Linked DNA regions of Homo sapiens: regions 1 and 3 are each linked to region 2. Evidence: chromatin contacts called from ENCODE Hi-C or POLR2A ChIA-PET data. All regions are on one chromosome and are shown on one strand. Each heading gives the region's core, a stretch centred on a gene start or an enhancer-like site at or near the end of the contact. The rest is flanking DNA. Distances are from core to core; before and after follow the strand shown.

Region 1 (2,700 bases), core at 15-2,514, 130 kb before region 2:
TTTTTTTGAGACAGGGTCTCACTTTGTTGCCCAGGCTGGAGTGCAGTGGTGCAATTCTGGCTCGCTGCAACTTCTGCCTCCCAGGTTCAAGCAATTCTCCTGCCTCAGCCTCCTGAGTACCTGGGATTACAAATACCCACCACTACGCCCAGCTAATTTTTGTATTTTTAGTAAAGACGGGGTTTCACCATGTTGGCCAGGCTGGTCTGGAACTCCTAACCTCAAGTGATCCACTGGCCTTGGCCTCCCAAAGTGCTGGGATTACAAGTGTGAGCCACTGTGCCCAGCTAGCCACAGTGCCCGGTCTAGTTGTTAAACGCTTAGATAATTCCTCTCCATTGGAGTTATAACCTTTTACTTTACTATATAATTTGCTTATTTATTTTATTTATTTGCCTTCTGCCCTACCTTTCCCTATAAGCACTATGAGGAAAAGGATTTTTTCCTGTTTGGTTTCTGCTGAGATTCAGATGCTTGCTCTGCCAGTTTTACTAGCGAGACAATATATGTAACCTCTCTGTGCCTCAAGTTCATCATTTGTAAAGTGGATATAATAGTGTCTATCTCAAGGGGTTGTTGTGAAGGCTGAACATGTTAATATACATGAAACACTTAGAACAGTGCCTGGCACATAGTAAATCATTGCTGTTTGCTGAATTTTTCTCATGAAAGACTGGATAGGGTGACAACAGATGATAAATGCAATCCCAGCTCTCTCAGATCAGCCATGAGCCAGTGGCCTTTAAAATAGTTTGAAGGGCGTATACATTGAAGTGGTCCACTTAACTACAACTATTAGCTTATATGAAGACATAATAGCTACCCTTTTCCCAATTAAAAAAATAAATAAATTTTGTATTAGTTTGCTTGAGCGGCCATAAAAAAAAAAAAAAAAAAACTGCCACAGACTGAGTGGTTTAAACAATAGACATTTATTTTCTCACAGTTCTGGAAGCTAGGAGACCAGGACCAAGGTCCCAAAATCAGGATTGGTTTCTGGTGAAGCCTCTCTTTCTGGTTTGTAGATGGCTGCCTTCTTGCTGTGTCCTCACACAACCTTTCCTCTGTGTTTGTGCAGGAAGACAGTGGGGATGGGGGTGGAGTGGGTGGGGGAGGGATTGGCGGGAAACGGAGAGAGGGAGGGAAGGAGGAAGGGAGGGGGAGGGGGATAAAGAGGGAGGGAGAGAGAGAGAGTGCTACGGTTTCACTTCCTCTTCTTATAAGGACACCTGCCCTATCGGATTAAGCCCCAACTCTTATGACCTCATTTAACTTTAATTACCTCTTCAAAGGCCCCATATCTAAATACAGTCATGCTGGGGATTAGGGTCTCAACATATGACTTTTGGGAGGACACAATTCAGCCTGTAACAAGTATTGACTATTACATTAGTAAAAGGGCTCTGATGACTTAGAGGAGATGTGTACTAAAAATGTATTCTTTCTGAATCTCAGTTTATTTATCTGAGAAGTGGGGATCTTTGAAATTCTTGTGGCCAGATGTATTTTGGTATTCAGATAATTTTGATTTTAGAAAGAAAAAAAGTGTATATACTCCAAAGAACATAAGATGTGACATGACAGGAGGGCCTAGGACAGCACTCCCTCATTCAAACATGTGACCTGTGTGGCAGCAAAATGTATGAATGTTCACTCTAAGTGGATAAATGAAGATTATTTTTTAAAAATTCATGTTGGTTCAGGTCAAGTTTTACCACAAGAAGAGTTTGCCATATACTTAGGGAAAAATACTTGGGTTTTCAGAGCTTTTTGTATTTCAGAATTGTGGATAAGGATTGTGGACCTTCTATCATAAAGTTTTGGAGAGGATTAAATATGTAAAGTACCTGACATATAATCAGAACTTAATAAATTATTATCATTATTATTAACATCAGCACTGTTTTTAGTATAATGTTGCAATAGTAGTTATTATGAGGCTGTAAAAGCGAAAGTCCTGTTAGAAATGTGTCTCAGTTTCCCCAATCAGTCTGGCCTGAACTATGCATTCTGATTTAGTGAGGGTTTAGACAGAACTAAGAGGACTGGTAACCCCATGCTCAGTGAGCGGTGGGGTGAAGAGGCTGGTGGATGTAGTGGTGGAGGACAGAGACCTAGGTAACATTAGTTCCCAAAGTAATCATGATTATAGATACTTCACAGGTAATTTAAAGTGTGATGCTGGCCAGGTGTTGTGGCTTATGCTTGTAATCCCAGCACTTTGGGAGGCTAAGGTGGGAGGATCACTTGAGGCCAGGAGTTTGAGACCACCCTGGGCAACAACATAGTGAGACCCCATCTCTACCAAAAATAAAAATAAAAATAATTAACCAGGCATGGTAGTGTGCATCTGTAGTCCCAGCTACTCAGTAGGCTGAGGCAGGAGGACTGCTTGAGCCCAGGAGCTCAAGGCTGCAATGAGTGGTGATTGCACCACTGTAGTCCCACCTGGGCGGCAGAATGAGACCCTGCCTCAAAACAAAACAAAACAAAACCTAGTGACATTATGGGATGGGAAGGACCTGAGATTTAGTAACAGAATATCTGGGTCCCAGTCTGGGTTTTACTGGCAGTATGATCTTGAAGAAGTCACTTAATCGGATTTCAGTTTTATTCTCAGTAAAATGAGGATTATGATATAGCCTTTGTCTGCCTCCTAAGGCTAAAGTGAGAGGATGTATCCAGTGAGAGAATGTATGT
Region 2 (2,700 bases), core at 131-2,630:
CTCTAAAAAGGAAAAAAAGAGTTATTTCCTGTTGCTCATCAGCTGAGAGGATGCGCTTTAGAGGTATGTGTGCTCTGCCTCAAAGCAAAAGCATTGTTAGCGTTTATCAAGGTAACATTTAAAAATAACTACCCCAGTACAAAAGAACTTCAGAGGAAATATGACCGAAGCTATCAGTCTCCCTTCAAGTCTGGCCTTGAGCTGCATAAGACTCTAGCTGCATTCTCCATTACATTGTTATCCTTATCAAACAATGCAAACAATTTTAATGAGCTTATCTACTGGAACATATTGCCAGATATGTTAATGTAAAAATGATGCCAACCGTACAGGCCAACTCATTAATCAAAAGGCTCACAATACAATGACCAAGATCAGTCCCATCCTCAAAACAGACCTCAGCAAAAGACCAGGAATCACCTTCCTACTGTAAATAAGAAGGAAAGGCTCCCCCACCCAAGCGGTGGCCATAAACTCCTTAGAAAATGCATAACAGCGCCCAGTTTTTTTCAAGTCCTTTGCAGTCCAGTCTCTTTCTAATAAACCTAGGGTTCTATGGAGAAAATTTTGGTGAATGTCTGACACTATCACCTCTGCTGTCAATCCCTGCACCAATCAGCGAGCAGAATTCTTACAAAGCTCCATCAATCTGGCGGTTTAACATCACAGACTGCAGCTTAATCTAGAGGATTCCATCTTTCCTGCACACTCTCCAGGTTAAGCGCAAACGTTTTTCTCCCCACCCTCCCGTTTTCTGCCTTTTGGCACTGCTACCTAATGGCTCCTTTAAAATCTAAAAGGGAAGGAGGAAAGGAAGTGCTACTGCCTGTCTCCCTTTGGACAGCGGGGGAAAACAGCATGCATTTTTATCAGTGTGGAAGGAAAGAGATGGAGGGAGACCCCTCGAAGGCAGCAAACCTATTCACAAAATGCTTTCCATCTGCAGTCGCGGAGCCTCAATGCAAACCCAACATGACACATGGAAACAGATACCAAATAATCACAACCGCCTTCACAAATGCATGCCTGCAGCAGGGGTCGCAGGCAGTGTCTGCTCCATTATATAACGGGCTGGATTTCCGCGCGCCCTCACGGCGGTCCCCGGCGCTGCTCTCGTGCCAGCCCCATTACCTGTAGGAACGCTCCCCGCGCACTGTGTGCTTCCGGAAAGGAATGATGGTCCCGTTATTATCCTGGATGATGTCGTTGTTGTTCTCGCCATTTGGGGACAGGGTTTGGGTCGGCCCAGGCATTGGCGCACTCCCGAGAAGGGGAACAAACCGCTGTGGGCTGGCTGGTGAGGAAGGTGGCTGCGTCTTCCCGCTCGCTCGCCTGCTCCGCACGGACCGTGCCTGCCGCCTGCTCGCTCACTGCCTTCTCCCAGCTCTCGCTCGCGCCCCGCCCTCCTGCGGCCCCGCCCTCTGGCAGCTGACGTCAGAGCGCCGGCAGCAGCACCCTGGTCACGTGGCCAGCCTGTTGCCATGGCAACCCGCTAACTCATCACCTCGCCTCAATTCGCACAGGGTCGCGGCGTGACCACGCCAGCAGCTCCAGGCAGGCACCGGGGCAGGCCTACATCTGGCATGTAAAACCCCAGGCCACCCTGCAGCCCCCCTCGCAGACTCGCCTTGTCTGAAAACCAGCTCTTCCTCTAACCATTTCCTTTCCGACCCGTGCTGCCACTGCAGCTGTGTACACAAAAGAACGATTCATGCAAAGGGGTGTGGGAGACCCTTTAACTCCTTCAATACCAAGTTTTTATGCCATGACAATTAAACTTGGTCAGGTTTCAGAAAAACCTAAAAAGGACCTGGTGGCCAGCTTGTAGAAAAGGTATCAGACTAAGGTTAAAATTTCTGCCTTTCTCCCTTTCTCCAAATAGCAGCAACCATCTCCCCAAAAACAAGCCAAAAAGCTAAAAACCTACAAGGAAGCTGTATTTCCTTCTAATCAATGTAGCCTTTAATAATGTGAGGATTAAAGATGGCAAATTAAGAGATCATCTGTACAAAGGAATCCCCAAAGAGGGTTTTTCTTTTAAAAAAAGATAACCACCATTTTACCAGTTACCCAAAACCCTCCAATTCAAATTCTTTATGCTGCCTCCTGATACAGATCATTAATTCATTGACATTTATTCTATTTCCATTTGAATTACAAAAGTGATCACCTCACTTAGTATTTGAAAGTGCTTAACATTCAAGCTGTTCTATATCCTTGCAATACCGCTTTCAAATATATTGGCTATGTGACAGATACTATTATTATTCCCATTTTAAAGATGAGTAAACTAGTAAGATTAAGTAAACTGCTTAAGGTCACACAGCTAGGAGTGGTGAACTGGAGCTTCCAAGTGACATGGTTTTATCAATGTGACTGGACAGTAATGATCTGTAATGTGAGCTCAATAAATATTATAAATCAAGGTAAGAATCAAGTACTTCCAAGATGACTGTTGTGAAAAGATAACTGTGAACAGAATTGCTAGCACTGTGCAGTCTACGGATTAGATTATAAACTGAAAAGACCCTGCATATGTTCAGTACTGTCCTCCAGAGAGGAGAGATTTTTTTTTTATTATTATTTTTTAGAGGCAGAGTCTCGCTCTGTCACCCAGGCTGGAGTGCAGTGGCGCAATCTCAGCTCACTGCAACCTCCGCCTCCTGGGTTCTAGTAATTCTCCTGCCTCAGCCTCCTGAG
Region 3 (2,700 bases), core at 179-2,678, 180 kb after region 2:
TCCAGGTACATCCACAGTAGTCTTTGGTACAAGAATAGATAATGTTTCTGATTTCTTTCCAGTTCTCTTCTTGATACTGTTCTGTAATTTTGGCCCTTTGGCCACAGAAACACTTTGGGAAGAGGGTTAAAGCAACCTTCTAAAACTGTAGGTGAGAAACACTAAGAGAAGCATTTAAAAACTATCAGAGAACGTTAACTGGTATTATTAGGTTGGTGCAAAAGTAACTGCGGTTTTTGCCATTAAGAGTAATGGCAAATTAATTTAGAATTAGTCAACACTAAAAAAATCTAATTGTACATTTATCTTACAGTAGTAATCTCTTAAAAATATGACATCGAATTCAATTAAAAATTAATTTAAGAGTGTCTTCATTCAATCTTCTCTAAGTTTCCACCAGCGTTTTCCAAATGTAGGTATAATAACAAATCTGTGGTGTAACCTCCACCTTCCAAGGAGAATGAGAAAACAAGACTAAATAGTGATTTTCCTTTCCTAGCACTACATGTATTCATCTCTAAAGAAGTGCCTTTATTCTGATAGTCTGTCAGATTATTTCTAATGTATATGTGTGTTAAAACCTACTTTCTTTTTTTTTTTTTTTTTTTTTTTTTTTTTGAGACGGAGTCTCGCTCAGTCGCCCAGGCTGGAGTGCAGTGGCGTGATCTCGGCTCACTGCAAGCTCCGCCTCCCGGGTTCACGCCATTCTCCTGTCTCAGCCTCTGCAGCAGCTGGGAGTACAGGTGCCTGCCACCACGCTCGGCTAATATTTTTGTATTTTTAGTAGAGACGGGGTTTCACTGTGTTAGCCAGGATGGTCTCGATCTCCTGACCTCGTGATCCGCCCGCCTCGCACTCCTAAAGTGCTGAGATGACAGGTGTGAGCCACCGCGCCCGGCCGTTAAAAGCTACTTTCTTTTAGAACAGTGTTAGAACAATTGTCAAAATTTTAATATGGGTTTATATTAAATACCATATATCAACATTAACTTTCCCGAATTGAAGATGGTATCATGGTTATACAAGATAATTTTTTTCTTAGGAAATATATACATAAATTACACACAATTATACAAATTTTTTTCTAAGAAAAAATTTCTCCTTATAAATCATATATAAGTACATAAATATATACACTAAGTGAAAGGTATGATATCTGCAACTTCTGTGTGACTTCTGTGAATCTCAGTTTCCTTATCCATTAAACGAGTAGAATAATACTGCCTATCTCCTAGGTTTGTTACAGTAATTTTACGGGACAGTGTATGTAGAGTTAGTATGCAGCAAAGCGTCAGATTAGCACATAGAAATGCCTATCATTCATATTCATTGTCACTTCTGGCTGTGACTCAGCTTTCAGTTTTCTTGTGGCGAAAGTGAAAAGGGAAAGGGAAACATGATCGTTGAGAAAGTTCATTGTGGTTTTAAGACAAAAATGAAAGTATGCATTAACGAAAAACAAAGCTCTGCCGTGCTCAGGTGTTAAAGTGTCTGAAGAGCAGAGCAAAGATAGAGCCTCCGGAAACATCCATGCAATCAACAGGAACTTGGTAAAATCCAAACATAGTCATAAAGAACTTGCTTCATTTCGTCTTTTTGTATGGAAGAAGAAAACAGGACTAATTCTGACAAGGGTTTCTGCAAAGAGGCATCTGTACTTACTATAAAAAGTATGACTCAGAGTTATAGATATACCTGGAACATAGTTGGCACCCAAACTGAAAGATGAAAAGAATGGGCTGGGCGCGGTGGCTCACGCCTGTAATTCCAGCACTTTGGGAGGCCGAGGCAGGTGGATCACGAGGTCAGGAGTTCAAGACTAGCCTGGCCAAGATGGTGAAACCCCGTCTCTCCAAAAAAAAAAAAAAAAAAAAAAAAAAAAACAAAAAATTAGCCGGGCGTGGTGGCACGCGCCTGTAATCCCAGCTACTCCGGAGGCTGAGGCAGAGAATTGCTTTAACCTGGAGGGGCAGAGGTTGCAGTGAGCCGAGATCGTGCCACTGCACTCCAGCCTGGGTGACAGAGTGAGACTCCATCTCAAACAAACAAACAAACAAACAAAAACAAAAAGAAAAGAATGTAATACTTCCCAACTACAGGTGCCTTGTGAAAGAACAGTATGATATTTATACGAGGGAATGTCTTTGAATTTATTTTTGTGTTGTTTGCCACATAAATACACTGGAATACCAGCCTTATTCAAGGCATGGTAAGAAGCTAGTCTGAAATGGAGCCCACAGCAAGACTCATTTTGCAGCGTGGGAGTAGTAGGAGAAACCACATTTCTTTTCCAAGGCCTGCTACTCCCTAGCTTCTGACTCTGAGAAGTGCACTGAAATGCAGCGGCAGAATCTGATTGAGTCAGGAGAATAGGGACTGGAGGCAGCGAAACTAAGGACGATTTGTACTGACTTCCTAGAACTGAATGGAAAGGAAAACCTCGCCTTTCCACACCCAAGTAACAAAAGGATCCGAGGCTACTCCCTTTGTATGGTGAGGCAGATGAATAATGGAAAGTACTTCTGATTGGTCCCCTCCTGCAACCAATCAAATGTTTGCATAGGATGTCACTTTGTAACTTCACTTCAGCCTCTGATTGGTCGCCTCCTGCAAGCAATCAGAGTGGTCCTGGGCCAAGTCCTCATTTACACAGGGTGTACCCAAATAACTAATGGGAAACCTCCATAGGGTATTTAAACC

Evidence for each region. Hi-C counts contacts between places; a loop is a spot of excess contacts on that map. ChIA-PET counts read pairs that join two places held with the same protein, here RNA polymerase II (POLR2A). Pooled maps may share reads with other maps.
Region 1: a pooled map shows a loop between it and region 2 (4-fold over the local background). The contact joins the enhancer-like site here to the promoter of MAPRE2 in region 2. A Hi-C loop is called at or near these places in 1 of 168 maps with a recorded cell type or tissue (HCT116) and 7 of 50 pooled maps. POLR2A ChIA-PET finds 5 or more read pairs at or near these places in 5 of 52 experiments (HEK293T, Panc1, activated B cell and 1 more).
Region 3: a loop to region 2 is called in a map of natural killer cell, with 13 times the contacts of the local background. The contact joins the enhancer-like site here to the promoter of MAPRE2 in region 2. A Hi-C loop is called at or near these places in 4 of 168 maps with a recorded cell type or tissue (IMR-90, naive thymus-derived CD4-positive, alpha-beta T cell and natural killer cell), 5 of 37 single-sample maps with no recorded cell type and 15 of 50 pooled maps. POLR2A ChIA-PET finds 5 or more read pairs at or near these places in 2 of 52 experiments (CD4-positive, alpha-beta T cell and activated naive CD4-positive, alpha-beta T cell).

What each region holds. Positions count from the first base shown.
Region 1 is chr18:35,172,900-35,175,599 of GRCh38, reverse strand. No RefSeq gene overlaps it. Among named protein-coding and RNA genes, the nearest start is that of ZNF397, 67 kb to the left of the region's middle. Within about 2 kb of position 1,264, at least 2 of the 41 ENCODE cell types and tissues checked have a DNase peak (open chromatin) inside an H3K27ac peak, as active enhancers do.
Region 2 is chr18:35,040,093-35,042,792 of GRCh38, reverse strand. It overlaps MAPRE2 (microtubule associated protein RP/EB family member 2), which reads right to left and starts at 1,380. Exons shown (of 7, transcript NM_014268.4): 1 at 1,132-1,380. The coding sequence starts at 1,253. RefSeq lists an enhancer at 1,271-1,420.
Region 3 is chr18:34,859,404-34,862,103 of GRCh38, reverse strand. All of the region lies in intron 16 of DTNA (dystrobrevin alpha), which reads right to left. Among named protein-coding and RNA genes, the nearest start is that of DTNA-AS1, 93 kb to the right of the region's middle. RefSeq lists enhancers at 1,323-1,452, 1,463-1,562 and a silencer at 2,165-2,459. Within about 2 kb of position 1,428, at least 6 of the 41 ENCODE cell types and tissues checked have a DNase peak (open chromatin) inside an H3K27ac peak, as active enhancers do; they include CD4-positive, alpha-beta T cell and natural killer cell, where a contact is called at or near this core.